Regions from separate parts of the Mus musculus genome. Here region 2 is linked to region 1. A link is a loop called in an ENCODE intact Hi-C map of the cell type or tissue named here. Cell type or tissue: gastrocnemius. All regions are shown on one strand.

The links. Peaks named below come from ENCODE experiments on the same cell type or tissue, not always from the same donor. Only the 100,000 strongest peaks of a DNase experiment are listed, where the experiment ranks them.
Region 2: it touches region 1 in a loop (2.0-fold over the local background); 4 of 42 quality-filtered maps call a loop at or near these places.

What each region holds. Positions count from the first base shown.
Region 1 is chr9:68,828,727-68,831,226 of GRCm38, forward strand. All of the region lies in intron 1 of Rora (RAR-related orphan receptor alpha), which reads left to right. It overlaps Gm31262 (a long non-coding RNA gene), which reads left to right. Exons shown (of 2, transcript XR_379583.4): 1 at 1-2,500. Among named protein-coding and RNA genes, the nearest start is that of Gm31262, 6.6 kb to the left of the region's middle. In gastrocnemius, a CTCF peak has its summit at 1,403; no DNase peak of the experiment used is centred here.
Region 2 is chr9:69,360,655-69,363,154 of GRCm38, forward strand. It overlaps Rora (RAR-related orphan receptor alpha), which reads left to right. Exons shown (of 11, transcript NM_013646.2): 4 at 1,085-1,226. All of the region lies in intron 1 of Gm15511 (predicted gene 15511), which reads right to left. Among named protein-coding and RNA genes, the nearest start is that of Gm15511, 2.3 kb to the right of the region's middle. In gastrocnemius, no CTCF peak of the experiment used is centred here; DNase peaks (open chromatin) are centred at 1,202 and 2,335; H3K27ac peaks cover 2,097 bases.

The DNA.
Region 1 (2,500 bases):
GAATTGGCTGTTCGTGCATAAGGAACCTTGAGATCAAATTGCCAGCACCCAAAGAAGCCAGGAATGGGTGCAGAGTCAGGAGGATTTCTGGGATTTGCAGGCTATCAGTCTGGCTACAGATTGAATAAGAGACCCTGTCACAAAGGAGTGTGGTAGAGAGTGAGTGCTGGGGAGGCGGAGGTAGGAAGGATACCTGATGCCCTCCTCTGACTTCTGTGTAACACACACACACACACACACACACACACACACACACGTTAGTGTTACTCCTACAGTCTCCATGATACTCAGATAAAAAGCAGCTTCATGGCATTGCCGTCCCCCCTTTTGGAATTCTAGCCACTCAGCTCACCTTCTCCTAGTGAGGGGGTGGGGGTGGGGGAGGGAGGGCTGGAGGGAGGGAAGGAGGGAAGGAGGGAAGGAGAGAAGGAGAGAGCGTGCTAACAAAATGAACAAAAGCACTTCCTGCATTTATCAGCCCCCTCTCAACATTTCTTGAGGCTTACAATACCCTTCTGCTCCTCGCTATGTTCTAGTCAACGGGGAGTAGACTAGGGTCTGGGCTCAAGAGCTATACTTGTTAACATCTGCCATGGGCTGGAGGACAGACACTTCCTAGGCACCCTGTGACAGCTGAGTGCCGGAGCAAGCACTTCTGTTTGGTAAGGGAAAGAGACAACAGATGCAGAAGGCCCAGGACTTCAGGTTACATGATAAACAGGGCTAAAAGGGTACTAACATGCTTGCCTTACAAGCATGGGGACCTGAGCCCCAAACCCAGGTTTTTCAAAGCTTAGTGTGGCAGCGCATATCCTTGTCATCTAGTGTAGGGGAGGTAGAGCTAGGAAGGTCCCTGAGGCTCGATGAGTCCCAGGCCAATGAAAGACTCTGACTCGAAAAATAGGGTGAAAAGCACTTGAGGGCTGACACTTGAGAGTGACCTCCACACAGAGATGCACACATTACACATACAGAAAAGGAGGGGTGCAGAATAAGGGAAAAGAAGAAATGGAAAGGAAGGAAATAAAGTAAAAGGGATGAGAGGAAGGGAGGGAAGAAGGAAACAGCTAATTCACATCCTAGCAGGATAAGAGCAAAGCGACAAATGCCATCAGGTTTTGACCAGAAGGCAGTCAGAGAACTATGGACTTCATATTTTTTTAGCCATTATGTCTAGAGATTCAGATGTAATTGCTCCCTCTTGGTGTGAAGTCATGCTTGTCCCCTACAGCTTGAGGGAATGGTCAGTGCAGCCTCCAGGAATGCTTCCAAGGAAGCCAAGTCCAAGATTTCAGACCTGCCCCGTAGAAAGGCTGCCCCAGCACAGCAAAGACTAAGCCACCCTGAAGCCTTTGCCACTGTCATCAGGAGGAGAACAGTACAAACAGGCATCACTAGGTGGCATAGCTGCCCTGGTGTGTTAGTCTCCTAAAGCCACACTCGTAACTACCACAGGTTGCTTTGATCGTGGGCCTAAAGGAATCCTGGTGATGACCTGGGTCAAGATGGCCAAGAAGAAGATTTCATTAGCAGAGAGCATCCTGGGATTCTCTCAAAGAAAGTGATGCAGTCGTATCTACAATAGTAAGCGCCTGCCTGCCAGCATCCTTCCTGCCCTATCCACTGAGGAGTGGACACCAAGGCTTTACATTGTAATCAGTATATCCCAAGGGAGTATGTCTGTCCAGCACCTCCCAGAAAACAATTCCCATCCCCCCAATACATGTAACATATTTTCTCTTTTTTTCTTTTTTTTTATTACATATTTTCCTCAATTACATTTCCAATGCTATAACAAAAGTCCCCCCCCCCCACACACACACACCCACTCCCCTACCCACTCATTCCCATTTTTTGGCCCTGGTGTTCCCCTGTACTGGGGCATATAAAGTTTGCCTGTCCAATGGGCCTCTCTTTCCAGTGATGGCCGACTAGGCCATCTTTTGATACATATGCAGCTAGAGTCAAGAGCTCCGGGGTACTGGTTAGTTCATAATGTTGCACCTACAGGGTTGCAGATCTCTTTAGCTCCTTGGATACTTTCTCTAGCTCCTCCATTGGGGGCCCTGTGATCCATCCAATAGTTGACTGTGAGCATCCACTTCTGTGTTTGCTAGGCCCCAGCCTAGTCTCACAAGAGACAGCTATATCACAGTCCTTGCAACAAACGCTTGCTAGTGTATGCAATGGTGTCATCGTTTGGAGGCTAATTATGGGATGGATCCCTGGATGTGGCAGTCTCTAGATGGTCCATCCTTTTGTCTCAGCTCCAAACTTTGTCTCTGTAACTCCTTCCATGGGTGATTGTTTCCAATTCTAAGAAGGGGCAAAGTGTCCACACTTTGGTCTTCGTTCTTCTTCAGTTTCATGTGTTTTGCAAATTGTACCTTATATCTCCCTATACTAAGTTTCTGGGCTAATATCCACTTATCAGTGAGTACATATCATTTGAGTTCTTTTGTGATTGTGTTACCTCACTCAGGATGATGCCCGTAACATA
Region 2 (2,500 bases), 530 kb after region 1:
AATTTTCCAGTCAGCCATCGTAGAAACATTGCACCCGTGTGAAGCTTGTGGGTTTCTCCTACAAAAATCACTAAAGAAAGGCTTGCACCTTCTAGTCCCTGACTGGAAACCAGGAGGTTCGTAAGCACACACCTCGAGGCCAGCAGCTCCCGTGTGCCTTTGCACACCCTCTCATCTCCAGCATAGCACCCAACACAGACGAGAAGCTGCTGATCACTACACTGGACCCAAGCCTAAAGGCCGTTCTTCTAAACACTGCTGATTCCCAACCGGTGAGGACTGGGAATTCGCAGTGCAACTGATCTTTAAAGTAGCCAATCCAAGTGTCATCTAACTGTTTGCACCGTTAGGTTCAGACCCGGGGAGTGAAAGATGGCCAAACGGCCAGAGGCTTGAGTGGTAAACACCACGGCACGCCCAGACATATAGATGACATCATGGGACACAACACTTGCTGCACACACATGAGAACCTAAGTTTGAATCCCCAGCATCCACATAAACACAGGCATGACATGGGCACCTGCTCACTCCAGCACTGTGGGAAACAGATGGGAGGCTCACTGGGACTTGCAACCTATTGCCAGGCACAGTAAGAGACCCCATTTTAGCAAAATAAGGCAGTGTGACACCAAGGCTCCTCCTCTAGCCTCTGCAGCACACATAGGAACATACATGTGCACACACAAACACACATGCACATACTCTTGTGTATACCACCACAAGTGCACCAAAGGAAAAGGTATTTTGGAGATACAGGTTAGAGGCAAATCCTTTGGGGTCACTGCAGCCCACACTGCTTTGTTTGGTCACCCTGATCATGTGTCTTTTACACAGGCAATTGAGTGGAAGTTTAAGGAAGTTTTGCATGTGTAAGGGATGGAGGATTAGGCTCTGGGGGTTAATTTTACTCAAGGAAAAAAAGTGACTTTAATTTCATTAATGGCCTCCTGGATGATTCTGCTCCAAGCTTAACCCTCCATTAAATATTAATGCCATTCGGCACTCGACGCTTAGTACCCAGCCTTTGGGTATCACCGCTGGAACTGACACTAACCTGTTCCGTATTTATAACTGAATCACAGGGCTTTTTCAGGAGAAGTCAGCAGAGCAATGCCACCTACTCCTGTCCTCGTCAGAAGAACTGTTTGATTGATCGGACCAGCAGAAACCGCTGCCAGCATTGTCGGCTGCAGAAATGCCTGGCCGTGGGGATGTCTCGAGATGGTGAGCCTCGCATAGCTGGCATGGGACAAATGCATGGGTCTGGGCAGACGCGCATGCAACATGGGTGCTGCTCCGTCAGGGGAGGCTCTCTCAACCCTTTCCCGGGCCCCTCTGGCAGCTTCCTACAATCCATAGCACTTCCTTTATTCGTGATCTATGGGAATCAGCCAACTAGCCGGTGAGGGTAGACACCGAAGTGTCCTGTACTCAGAATAGCTTCAGGTTGTCAACATTTCAGAAACTACAGGTATGTGTCATCTGAGGGCTTTCATGCAGGAAACCCAAGCCAGGACAAATTGGTACTTGCCTAATGCTGGTAAGTCTACTGGCATTTGGCAGGAAATAGTTCTTACGGTAACTGGGTCAAATGCCTGCCAAAGTCAAATTTTGCACCTTCCAAACGTGTGAAAATAGTGAGTGAGGCTGGGTGATAGGTGTTATTCTTCATTGAGAAGGCATGACAACTAGGGATAGGCCACTTTCCAGTTACAGAGCATCTCAAGATCCCTCCCTGAAGCAGCCACTCTTAAGTGCACGGAATAACACCAGGATTCAAGACAGTCACACGTGGAAACTGGCAGGAAATGCAGTGGGTCCAGCTTAAGGACTTTTCTGAGTATACTGACCGTCCCCAGAGATCTCCTGAGGTGTGGGGTGTCTGTCTGCCCTTCCTACCATCAGCTGTTCTTAGGGCCAACAGAGCCACCCGAGCTCATGTTCACTCGCACTACATGTCTTGAGAGCCTTTTTGCATCTTTTGTCTGCCTTCAGCATCAAACTGACAGGTAGGGTTCCTAGCTGCCTGTTACAAATGCATTTCCTTGGGCTGGTCCTTTTTTCCCCTTGCTCACTGGATATAATCGTCATTTTATTAAGACAAACGTTAAAGTGTAGCTTTAGAGTAGAAGCTTTCCTCATGGGGTTTCTAAAATAGCCTCTGCCCCACCCCAGATTAAGTATCTTCAGGGTGGCTCTTTACACACCTATGTCATAAGATAGCATAAGTTGTTGTGATTTGTTGCCCAACCCTCTCTGAGCTCTGGAAGCCCCAGAATGGCTGAGCTCCTGGCTTGTTCCCTCTGTAGAAAGGGCAGACAGCCTCCCCTGGCAAGACGACTCCACCAGCTGGTCAGTGGAGTGCTCTCGTTCCCAACTGCATTTCCATGTCCCCTGCCTTCTGCCCCTCCGTCACTCTGACAAGGCTGAAGTAAATGAGGTCGTCCCCCCAATCAGGAATCAATTTAACTATAATCAATTAGGAGAACTAAATCCCT